Linked DNA regions of Homo sapiens: region 1 is linked to region 2. A link is a contact called in ENCODE Hi-C or POLR2A ChIA-PET data. All regions are on one chromosome and are shown on one strand. Each heading gives the region's core, a stretch centred on a gene start or an enhancer-like site at or near the end of the contact. The rest is flanking DNA. Distances are from core to core; before and after follow the strand shown.

Evidence for each region. Hi-C counts contacts between places; a loop is a spot of excess contacts on that map. ChIA-PET counts read pairs that join two places held with the same protein, here RNA polymerase II (POLR2A). Pooled maps may share reads with other maps.
Region 1: a loop to region 2 is called in a map of MCF 10A, with 10 times the contacts of the local background. The contact joins two enhancer-like sites. A Hi-C loop is called at or near these places in 12 of 168 maps with a recorded cell type or tissue (CD4-positive, alpha-beta T cell, GM12878, HepG2 and 8 more), 17 of 37 single-sample maps with no recorded cell type and 18 of 50 pooled maps. POLR2A ChIA-PET finds 5 or more read pairs at or near these places in 10 of 52 experiments (CD4-positive, alpha-beta memory T cell, CD8-positive, alpha-beta memory T cell, MCF 10A and 7 more).

Annotation. Positions count from the first base shown.
Region 1 is chr9:93,104,971-93,111,402 of GRCh38, reverse strand. CARD19 (caspase recruitment domain family member 19) reads right to left here. Exons shown (of 6, transcript NM_032310.5): 2 at 3,587-3,729; 3 at 682-835. Among named protein-coding and RNA genes, the nearest start is that of CARD19, 12 kb to the right of the region's middle. RefSeq lists enhancers at 2,821-2,970, 3,398-3,898. Within about 2 kb of position 2,047, at least 7 of the 41 ENCODE cell types and tissues checked have a DNase peak (open chromatin) inside an H3K27ac peak, as active enhancers do.
Region 2 is chr9:92,950,621-92,956,676 of GRCh38, reverse strand. The region is part of intron 1 of FGD3 (FYVE, RhoGEF and PH domain containing 3); the gene reads right to left. Among named protein-coding and RNA genes, the nearest start is that of FGD3, 6.1 kb to the right of the region's middle. RefSeq lists an enhancer at 2,498-2,597. Within about 2 kb of position 2,401, at least 13 of the 41 ENCODE cell types and tissues checked have a DNase peak (open chromatin) inside an H3K27ac peak, as active enhancers do.

The DNA of each region.
Region 1 (6,432 bases), core at 798-3,297, 160 kb before region 2:
GGGGCAGTAGCCCCTCCTCCAGGGGCCCTGAGCACAGAGGCGTCAGATCAGAGTTGCCATCTTCAACTTGATATGCCCCCCACATCCCAGCAGCTCTGTGGGCCCAGGCTACTGGCATCCACATGACTCCCAGGGCCTGAGTCCACACTGCCTGAGGACAGGAGCCTCAAAACTGAAATGCACGTGCTTCGGACCAGCCATCCGTGCCTGACAATGTCCTATGGAAACACCCACACGTGTGCAGATCGCTGCAATGAAAGGGTCCGTCATGGGGTTGGGTAATTCCAGCTGGGACCGCCTAGGAGCGCCATGCAGCTGTGGGAACAAGGTTGCTGTCCACACAGACATGAAGGGATCCCCGTGGAATGAGGTTAGAAAAGGAAGGGCAAGAGTGGACGTATAAGATGCCCCATGCTGTGTGAAAACTGCCATGAGAGAGAGACGGAGGAAGGGGGAGAAAGTGGGAGACAGAGACCAACATCTGCACTGCCTGTGCCTGCCACACTCTCCCCTCGGGGCCAGAGGGTGGCCTCTGGGGAGGGGCTGAGGCGAGAGGGGATGCCAGGCCTGGGCTGCAGCAGACTTGGGTGGTCATGGAGGACATCCATGCCATCAACGGCAGGCTGGGGTGCCCTCCCCGGGCCAGCACCAAGCATGCATGGTTGGTGATGTGGAACTTACGCAGAGCGTGGCGGCTGGGCAGGCGGCTGTGCAGGGGCTGGGCATGGATATACAGGGCTCGGTAGAACTCCTGGCAGTCCCGCTCACCGCTCCGCTGCAGGTGGCTCAGGAGGTCACAGAGCCGCACACGCAAGGATGCCTTGGGGTTCCGGAACTGAGGGTACAAGGGGGTGCCAGGGAAGATCAGGCCAGGGGGGCTGGCTGTGGGTCAGGGCAGGGCACCAAGGTCAGGCCCCCAGCCTCAGCTTCCCTGTTGGGTGTCAGGACACCTGCTGGATGGCAGCTCCTGTGACAACCTGCCCCTTACCCACACCACATAGTGCCTGGCATTGCCTCTGTCACAGGCATCACTGCTACTCCTCATACTCCCTGTGGGGTGGGAGGTTGGGAAACAGGCTGGGAGTGGTCACAAAGAAAGCATGGGGCTGGCAAGGTGCGGTGGCTCATGCCTGTAATCCCAGCACTTTGGGAGGCTGAGGCAGGCAGATCACGAGGTCAGGAGATCGAGACCATCCTGGCTAATACGGTGAAACCCCCGACTCTATTAAAAATACAAAAAACTTAGCCGGGTGTGGTGGTGGGCACCTGTAGTCCCAGCTACTCGGGAGGCTGAGGCAGGAGAATGGTGTGAACCCGGGAGGCGGAGCTTGCAGTGAGCTAAGATCGTGCCACTGCACTCCAGCCTGGGCGACAGAGCAAGACTCCATCTCGAAAAAAAGAAAGCACAGGGCTGGTGACATCATTCCAAGTGTTGGGACATAGTGTGGCTTCCTGTGTGACCTTAGCCAGCTACTCCACCCCTCAGAGACTTGGTTTCTTCATTTGTAAAAAAGGGATAATGAACCCTCATGGTAGGCTGTGACAGGGAATTAATGAAGTGATGGTATAAGTGCTAACTTCTGTTATTTTTCAGTCTACAGAATGTGATTCAAGTTTTAAAAAAGTAAGTTGAAGCCAGGCACAATGGCTCATGCCTATAATCCCAGCACTTTGGGAGGCTGAGGCAGGCGGATCAGGAGTTCCAGGTCAGGAGTTTGACACCAGCCTGGCCAACACGGTGAAACCCCATCTCTACTAAAAGTACAAAAAATTGACTGGGCATGATGGTGCATGTTTAATCCCAGCTTCTTGGGAGGCTGAGGCCAGAGGATTGCTTGAAACTGGGAGGCAGAGGTTGCACTGAGCCGAGATCATGCCACTGCACTCCAGCCTGGGCGACAGAGACTCCATCTCAAAGAAAAAAAAAAAAAGACAGAAGTATTGGCTCTTTTGATGTGTATGACAGAGAAATGTGTGGTTCTCAAGGTCAGTGGACAGGCCACTGGGCCTTGACCTCCAGGACCTGGAGTCTGTGGCCTGGTGCTGCCACCTGGTGGCAGCATATCATTCTACATGGCCACAGGGAACTGGAGTTAAACCATGGCAGTGTGAAAATGGCAGGCAGATGGGTGGCAGGAGCTGTGGTGTCTGTGAGGAAGGAATATGTGCTTTTTCTTGTATAAACGTCTTAAACTTTCTAAACTTTTTAAAAGTGAACATGCATTAGACTTCAATTGCAATAATAAGAGATTTGGATTTGAGCTCCTAACTTTTAAAATTACTGTACCACCTTCAAAACGGAAGAAGCACCTGAGCCAGTAGCAGGGCCCGTGTTGACTCCTGTTCTGTTGTGGGCCAACCTCATTGTTCCAGGAGATGCCCCAACCCTCAGGATAGCCCTGCACGTGGCACCTGTCAAGGAACAGGTGGCTCAGTGGGGGCGCCAGAGCCACAGATGTGGGTAGGGTCGGCAGGGTGTGGCTAACTCTCTCATCCAATGTCCCCTCAGGGCCACCTGGCACTGGGGTGATGGAGCAGAACAGACCTCCCAAGACAGAGCCCAGGAATTGCATCTTAAATGCCATCTCCAGCAGAGCCACCCTGGTGTGCCCAGCTCTGCAGCTCTGAGAGGCCAGGGCCATGTGACAGAGTGACAGCCACTGGCCCTGGGCACTTTCCCAAATAATAGGATGAACTCAAGATGTGGCCTGACACTCCTGAAATGAGTGGCCCTGGGCAAGTGGCTGCCTCTTGAGCCTTCGGACCACCTCTGTGAGATGGGGTGATGAGCGTGGCTGCCCACAGGGCTGCAGGGCCATCTGGCGACAAGGGCTCTCGGGCAGGCGTTTACCCGGCTCAGCTCAGTCAGTCCTCACCACACCTGCCAGGCAGGGGCTCTCGGTGTCCACTCCACACATGGGGGAGGCTGGGGTTCTGAGGGGACCAGCCCGCTCAGCACTGCTGAGAGGGGCAGACTGGGGCGCGGCTGTGGGGTGAGTCAGCATCTGCCTTCCTAGAAGCTCAGCTGCCTACCTGTGACATGCTGGGCTTTCCAGCCTCGTACAGTAATATAGAAATTAGAGAAAAGGAAGCAATTGTTTGCCCGCTTTGAACCTTCGGAAGATGCAGAGTGCAAAGCCCTGTGGCACTGGGGTGGGCCGGGCCCATTATCTGTTCCCCATCCCACTTCGGCTCTCCCTCTGCCTCCTCCCTCCTCACCCCTCCCTCCTGCCCTCTTTCTCGCCTCCCTCCGTATCTTATACTGTTGTGTGCTTCATGTATTGTCACATGTTATCTCCTGTAACCTCCCAGCAACTCGGGAAGGGGACAGCAGACCCAATGACATATGAAGAAACCGAGGCACAGAGAGCTGATGTTCCGAGCCTGGTTGGGCTCACCCCAAAGGGCCAGTTTGTAGCTCAGGCAGCCTTAGTAGCCAGGTCCAGATGTGTCACCTCTGAATCCTGACATACCTAGTGTGTCATCCCATGAGAGAATGACCCAGGGCTGGTCACCAGCTTCTCCCAGCCCAGAAAGGAAGGGAAACTGAGCAGTGTCTCGGGTACCCCCCTCACCTCCTCAGCACCTTTTCCGCCTCCTTGTTGGTAAGGATCTGTGGGTAGTAACGGTTCAGCTGGAGGATGATCCTGTCCACCTGCTGCTCACTCAAGCGCCCATGGCCTGTCAGGAAAGGCGTGTCCTGCACCAGGCGGTCACAATAGGTCTGATCTAAAACAGATAGCACAGGGTCATGAGCCAGCACAGCCCAAGGGGACCAGAGACGACAGCCTCGTACTGACACTGACCACAGGAAGGCATCACCCCCAAGGTGGGTTCCCACCAGGAGGGTGAACCTGCAGAATCACAGCCATCCCAGCCTGTGTGGTGCGCATTGCCCAGCTGAGAGCTGCCCCTGGCCTGCCAACCTGCCTCTCCAGAAGATGGAAGTGAGGGGTTGCGGTGGAAACCCACTTTCACAGAGCTTATCACAGAAAACAAACTCAGAGGGGCGAAGAATCTACTTTTCATGGGCCACCTGCAGGGCCATCAGGAAATAGCTCAGTTCTGGGGAAGGTACAGGTGGCACAGGTGGCTCAGAATGCCCAGGGCCAGGCACGGTGGCTCAGACCAGTTGTGATGGCTCACACCCGTAATACCAACATTTTGGGAGGCTGAGGTGGGTGGATCACTTGAGCTCAGGAGTTCGAGATCAAGAATGCCCAGATGTGCGCTCTGCAGATCTTCACAGTGGCACAGATACAGGGACACAGGGCTCAGGGTGGCCTGTGCTGGGATCACCATGGGACACAGTGTGTCTGCAAGGCCTTAAGAAGCTTCTACCAACAATAAACCAGTGAGTTCTCCCAGAGGGCTAGAAATGCTTTTCATTTGCCTTTTTTTTTTCCAGAATCACCATTAAAATATCATTTTACCACCTTTTCCATTAAGAATGTTTCTTAGAATGGCAGATGTTTAAGGCTGAGCGGTGGAGTGATGACGGAAGGGCATGGAGAGGATGGGGCACAGGACCCCCACAGGGACTGAACAAGTGCATCACCCTACATACTTGTGGCAGCTTGTCCTGTTTCCCCATGTACACAAAGAAAATATTTATAGAATATAACACAAAAGAAACTGAGAAGGGACTCTAAATGTGTTACTATAAAATATCAACAAAACACAAAAGAAGGCAGTAATAGAATAAATGAGGGTCAAAAAAGCTACAAGACATACAGGAAACAAATAGCAAAATGGCAGTAGTAATACATTCCTTATCAGCAATTACTTCAAATGCAAATAGGTTAAACTTTGTTTTTTTTTTTTTGTTTTTTTTTGAGATAGAGTCTTGCTCTGTCACCCAAGCTGGAGTGCAGTGGCCCAATCTCGGCTCACTGCAACCTCTGCCTCCTGGGTTCAAGCAATTCTTCCTGGGATTACAGGCATGTGCCACAACACCCAGCTGGTTTTTGTATTTTTTTTTTTTTTTTAGTAGAGACAGGGTTTCACCATGTTGGCCAGGCTGGTGTCAAACTCCTGACCTCAGGTGATCTGCCTACCTCAGCCTCCCAAAGTGCTGGGAATACAGGTGTAAGCCACCACACCCAGCCAAATTTTCCTATCAAAAGGCATAGATTGGCAGAGTGGATTTTTAAAATATGATACAACTAAGTGCTGTCTACAAAAGACTCACTTTAGATCTAAAGACACAAAGAAGTTGAAAATGAAAGGATGTAAAAAAAACCCATACAAATAGTAAACAAAAGAGAGATGAGGTAACTATACTAATATCAGACAAAATAGACTATAAGTCAAAAACGATTAGAAGAGATTAAAAAGTACATTATGTATTAATAAAAGGATAAATTCATCAATAATATGTAACAGTTATAAACATATATGCACCAAATATCAGAGCTTCAAAATATATGAAGCAAACACTGGCAGAATTGAAGGGAGAAATAGATATCTCTATAATAATATTTGGAGACTTCAAAACACCACTTTCAGTAAGAGACAGAACCACTAGACAGAAGATAAATGAGGAAACAGGACTTCAACAACACCGTAAGCCAATTATACCTGGCAGACATACACAGAACACTCCATACCACAATAAAGAAGAGATATTTTTATCAAGTGCACATGAAACATTCCCCAAGATAGGCCACAAAACAAGTTTGTAGCCACAAAATAAGCTTTAATATATTCAAAAAGGTTGAAATCATATAAAAAATATTTTCTGATCACATAGAATGAAACCAGAAATCAATAATAGAAAACTAAAAAAACTCACAAATATGTGAAAATTAAACAGCCAATGGGGCCAGGCATGGTGGCTCACACCTGTAATCACAGCACTTTGGGAAGCTAAGGCAGGCAGATCACTTGAGGCCAGAAGTTTGAGACCAGCCTGGCCAACATGGCAAAACCCCATCTCTACTAAAAATACAAAACTTAGCCGGGCATGTTGGCGCACGCTTGTAATCCCAGCTACCTGGGAGGCTGAGGCACGAGAAATCCTTGAACCTGGGAGGTGGAGGTTGTAGTGAGCTGAATTTGTGCCACTGCACTCCAGCATGGGTGACAGAGCAAGACTCTGTCTCAAACAAACAAACAAAAAACCAATGGGTCAAAAGAGAAATCATGAGGTAAATTAGGAGGTAACATGAGAAAGGCAGAAACACACACACACACACACACACACGCACACACACACGCGCGTGCACACACACACACACACCTTACACCGCGCTAAAACCTAAGGGATGCAGCAAAAACAATGCTGAGAGGGAAAATTATAGTTGCAAATGCATATATTAAAAAAATCTTAAATCAGTAACCTAACATTACACCTTAAGGAATGAGAAAAGGAAAAAGTAAAGACCAGAGAGCTTGAAGAGCAAACTAAACCCAAAGCTCACAGAAGGAAGG
Region 2 (6,056 bases), core at 1,152-3,651:
CACTGGCTAGGTGGCTGAAAAGTCAAAAATTTACTTTCTCACATTCCAGGAGGCTGGAACTCTGAGATCAAGGTGTTGGCAGGGTTGGTTTCTCCTGAGGCCTCTCTCCCTGGCTTGTAGGCAGCCATCATATCCTTGTGTCCTCACGTGGTTGTCCCTCTGTGAGTCCTCAGCTCTTCTTTTTGGACACCAGTCATGACAGATCAGCACCCACTCTCAGCACCTCATTTTAACTTTGTTACCTCTTTAAAGGCCCTGTCTCCAACACAGTTACATTCGGAGGTACTGGGGATTAGGGCTTCAACATGTATTTTGCAGGGACATAGTCAGGCCCATAATAGTCCCCCAAAGTGAGAACAAGGCAAGGATGCCTGCTGTCACCACTCTTATTCAACACAGTGGAGAAGGTTCTAGCCAGTGCAATAAAACAAGAACAGAAACGAAAATGCATGCTGAGCAGAAAGGAAGAAATAAAATTGTCCATGTTTGCAAATGACATGACTGTCTACAAAGAAAATGCCAAGAAGCGAAAACAAACAAACAAACAAACAAACAAAACTCCCAGAACTAGTATGTGAATTTAGCAAGGTCAGGGATACAAAATCAAGTCACAAAAATCACTTTAATTTGTATATACTGGCAATGAACATGCAGACATGGAAATGAAAACTATGTTGTCATTTACACATTAACTGTGGTACATCCATGCCACACAACAGCACTCAGCAATAACAAGGAAACACTATTGACACACACAGCAGCCTAGATGTGTGATGATTCCCCTGCATGAATTCCCTTAGAGGAATCCCAAGGGATTATGCTGGTGGAAGAAAGATAATTTCAAAAGATTACATGCTATATGACTCCGTTTATATAACATTCTCAAAATGACAAAATTGTAGAAACAGAGAACAGATTGGCTGCTGTCAGGGGCAGGCAGGGAGCAGGTGGACATCAAAGGGCCACAGGAGGCTCCCTGTGCTGGTGCTGCTCTGTGTCTTGACTGTACCAGTGTCAAGGTCCGAGCTATGATATGGTCCTATATCGTTTTGCAAGCTGTTACCACTGGGAAATCCCGGGTAAAGGCCCACAGTATCTCTGCATTATCTCTTATGTGTCTATACAGTCATTTCAAAATAAAAAGTTTAATTAAACAACTAGCTAGTGGCATCCCTTGGCTCTATTTATTTTTATTTTTATTTTTGAGAGGGAGTTTTGCTCTCTTTGCCCAGGCTGCCTCAGCCTCCCGGGTAGCTGGGATTACAGGCATGCACCACCATGCCTGGCTAATTTTGTATTTTTTTAGTAGAGATGGGGTTTCTCCATGTTGGTCAGGCTGGTCTCGAACTCCTGACCTCAGGTGATCCGCCCACCTCAGCCTCCCAAAGTGCTGGGATTACAGGTGTGAGCCACCGTGCCTGGCCATCCCTTGCCTCTTAAGAGAAGCAGTGAGCCTACAAGTGACTCACAGTAAAGCTGGAATCCTCAGCGTCATCTCAGAGTTGGCCCGGCTGGAACCTGGCCCTTGCAGCCTCCCAGCCTCATTCCTGGCCTCTACAATGATTGGGAGCACCTCTCCCTACCCTCACGGGCCTTGCCTCTCACGTCTGTTCCCTCTGCTCCTTGGCCACCTGACCACACCAGCTTTAGAGCTTCCCTCTGGGTGCAGCTGGCTCTCGGACACATAGACACCATATCGCCATCACTCTCCAGGCAGACCGTGAGTTCCATGAATGCAGGCAACGATGCTCCAAGCATCCTCTAATTTCTCCTTTTCCAGAAGACAAAGCTGTGGTTCAGAGAGGTGGAGGAAATGTCAAGGCCACGATACTCAGAGCCTAGCAAGATGCAGCTGAGGTGGCTGGTCTCTAGGACACAGCCCAAGGTGCAGGACAAAGGGGAACCAGGAGGCCAGGGCTCAGGGGAGTAAAGAGCTTGGAAGTAAGAGTCCCATTCAATGACCAGGACACTGAGGTTCAGAGAGGCCAAAGTGCGGTCACTCAGTCAGTCAACAACCATTTGCTGAGCGGCTCCTAGGACACAAGAATCCTTGGGAGATGGCCCCTGAGGAAGGAGCAGCTCTGGCCTGCAGAGACCCTCATGGCTGCCACTTCCTGTGCAAGGTGACCCCGGCCCCTGCCCTTCTGCTCACTTATTAGGGTCACAGCCAGTCACTTGGGCCACACGGGCACAGGACTCAGAGCCCGGCTGCTTCTCCAATCACCTGCCTGCTTTTGGGAACCGAGAACCACAGCTCTTGGATCCTTCCCAGAACCCTTGAGACCCAAGGATTGGACAAAGTGCCCATGTTGAGTTACTCTCATTCTTCTGACAAGACAGGGGAAAGCCACAAAAATACCACACTAGCTAGGGCAGGAAGTGGGTGGGACCAGAGTAGTCATTCCTGTGTGGCTTTGGATGGGGTCCAAGGGTGGTGCACCTTTGTCAGCGTTCAGGCTCCAAGACAAATCCTACTCAACATGTGACCTAACAATAGACAAGACCCAAGGAAATGAAAGCTCCTGGCAGAGAGGCTGTGTGAAACCCTGAGAGTGACCGTCTCTGGGTGGTGAGCTTCCGGGAATTTTCATTTGCTTCTTGATGCTTCTCAGTAACATATAAATTTCTACGTAGAACATTATATTTGCATTTGGGAGGAAAGCCAACCTGTTTAAAAATACAAGAATCGAAGTTGTTCATTGGAGATTCCCAGCCGGGAACTATTGCCCAGTGAAAGCCAGCTGTCTCCATGTCTGTTTACATATGGAAAATTTAATTTCTACTTAGCTGTCCTAAATCTCTCTAATGAAAGATGTGGTTGAGAAACCAAAAAAAGAAGGGATACTGAGTGTAATTCTGCTTTCTGAAAACACATTTTTTGCAAAACATTTTCTAGGTTACTTTAAATTGAAATTACATTTGGTCCAAAGGCAGACAATATTTCCTAAACCTTGGCACTGCCCTTAACTTTACCTGCCTTCCTCCCAGGCAGGCAGCTGGGAGAGTGGACAAGCCCAGATCTGGAACTGTGAGGCCCGTGTGCAGGTGACATTGTGTGAGCCCCTTCACCCCAACATGGGGAAAATATCCCTGGACACCAAGTTCCTGGGGGCTCCCTGGGAAAATGTGTGTAAAATGCTACAGTGTGAGCAGCGAGAAGCTGGCTAGTCATCACTCACTATACCTCATTTCTTAAAAGTTGCTTTAAAAATATGTGATGCTTTAGTCATCTTGGCCAAAGTGGAGAGGCAAGCCCAGCTTCAAACTCTTAGACCAAGTGGCATTTTGAGAGCTTTCCACTCAGGAGACGTAATTACAGAGCGGCTCTGGCAGTTGGCTATGATAACATTAGAGCCTGAAGTGGAAGCGATTGTTTCTTATCCTTAACAAAGAGCCCTGATGTGTCTATACTTACACAAAAGTGCTGCATCTGGTGCATTTTTTTTTTACCCTGTAGGAAAAAATTATCAATGTGTAAATAGAGAATGATATACATTAAAAAATAAGGCAATAAAGGGGTGGCCACGCCCCCACTCAATCAGGCCCTGAATAAAGGATAATTCCAGCATTGTTATGCGGCAGCTGCACAGCGTCAACCAGAAACACTCATATGCCCAGGGAGGTGCGGGTCCTTTCCTATGCACTCCATGTCCAATCCAGACATCACATTCTGCCAAGTGGTATTCTCACAATCACTTGGATCCACCGTTTACTATTCAATCCTTAGTCTAAGCTCCTGATCAACCAGAGGCTATTCAGAATGCAACAACACATGTTTATTTAGGTTTCCTTTAAGGGCAGATGCTGAGCTGGAGGACCTCGGGGGAAGAAGTAATCAGAAAGCTTAGAACTGGAGGCACCTAAGGGTGATCACAGCAGCACTATTCTAAAGAAGAAAAAAGGGAAAGAATGAAGGAAGGAGGAAAAAAGGGAAGGAAAGAGAAAAGGAAGGAAGGAGAGAAAGAAGGAAAGAGAGAAAGAAGGGAGGGAGTGAGGAAGGAAGAGAAGGAGAAAGAGGGGGAAGGAGGGAGAGATTTGAGCCACACTTGCTCAACCTTCATAATGTTAAGGAGGGCCTTAGGATTGGAGGGTAGAGGATGGGATGGGGGGGCCTTCAGCTTTAAAACAGTTTGATTTTCGGGCCGGGCGCGGTGGCTCACACCTGTAATCCCAGCACTTTGGAAGGGCGAGGCAGGCGGATCACGAGGTCAGGAGATCAAGACCATCCTGGCTAACACGGTGAAACCCCGTCTCTACTAAAAAATACAAAAAATTAGCCGGGCGTGGTGGCGGGTGCCTGTAGTCCCAGCTACTTGGGAGGTTGAGGCAGGAGAATGGGGTGAAGCCAGGAAGCGGAGCTTGCAGTGAGCCGAGATCGTGCCACTGCACTCCAGCCCGGGCGACAGAGCAAGACTCTATCTCCAAAAAAAAAAAAAAAAAAAATTGACTTTCAACAATGATATGTGTATATATCCTTTGCATACTTGAAAATAAACAGAGATGTGCTCTGGTCACCCCCTGCATTGACTCACATGAGTTGGAAACCAGGGATATTAAGAAGCCCTTGGGGAGTCAAGTGTGGTCTCTAATGGATGAATTAGGGCCACGAATTATTCCTTATGCAGCATAGTTTGTTTTGCAGACAAAATATTTTGGAACTTGTTTAAAAGCAAGATCAGGGAGAGGGTCAAAAAACCAGATGCCCCTTTTGCCACTGAAGATCTTAGACCCTCAGATTTTGTCTGCCCTGGAGCTGGGGGACAGAGGCATCCTCTCTGCAGCCGTAAAGTCAGGGTCTTCTGACTGAGATCCCCCCAAGCCTACTTTACACCTATTTTGCATGGTCAAAGACCAGCAGTTTTATTCATTCAGTTTACCACCTCCGCAGCTACATGAATCCTTCAGGCACCAGTGTTTCAAGGACCAAGAACATGAGTGTGCTCAGACACAACCCTACATCTGGCAAAATCTACACAACTTTCATTAATTAATTAATTTTTTTGAGACAGGGTCTCGCTCTGTCACCCAGGCTAGAGTGCAGTGGCACAATCACAGCTCACTGCAGCCTCAACCTCTGGGTTCAAGCAATCCTCCCACCTCAGTCTCCCGAGTAGCTGGGACTACAGGCGCATGCCACCACACCTGGCTTATTTGTGTATTTTTTGCAGACAAGGATTTCACAATGTTGCCCAGCCTGGTCTTGAACTCCTGGACTCAAGCCATCCACCCATCTCGGCCTCTCAAAGTGTTGGGATTATAGGCATGAGCCATCCTGTTTGGCTACACAACTTTATTTTAGGAAGTTACAAGTTCCACGTAAGACACATTTCAATGAAAAATTCTACCTTATGGGTTGTGTCTAGCTGGCATATTCTGAGAAGCAAAGTAATTTACCCAGAGAAGACAAGCTAGGAATACTTAGAATTACTGGATATCAGTAACTAGAAAAATAAAAGGCCTTCTTCATGTATTCATTCAACAAGCACATATTAGTATGCTATATACCATTTTCCTTCTAAAAGCCCCACATTCCTTAAAGGCCGGTTGGAATTCCCTCATGAACACACTAGACCTAGAGCGGGACCCCCAGAGCAACTTGGTGTCTCAGCAGCCCCTGGCCACAACCCTCAGCCTGCAGGGCTCCCACCACCTCTACCACCTTTCTCCTAGGCACCCTTGCCTCTCCTCATTCTCTTCAGGGCCCAAGCAGGCCAGGGGCAGCCAGATCTTGGGGAGAAGCCAATCTCCAGTGCTGGACGCAGGGGACGTGGCACAACAAGGACCCTGGCTCCATTTCCATCTGCCTAGGCAGAAAGGGCAGCACTGTCCCTGAGCCGTCCCCAGGTCACTTAGGGGCTGTCGTCCACAGATTCCTCCTGGGTGGACTCATCTGCACTGGATTTAATTCTTTAGACCAAATGTCACCAGGCACCCTAGCCACAGACTACCACAGCCTCCACAGTTCATGAGGGCCCTACCAGGGGTCAGAAGGGACTCGGGCTACATTTGCCAGCCTTGAATGAACCCCTCCTGCCCCCTTCTTTCCCCACCATCAG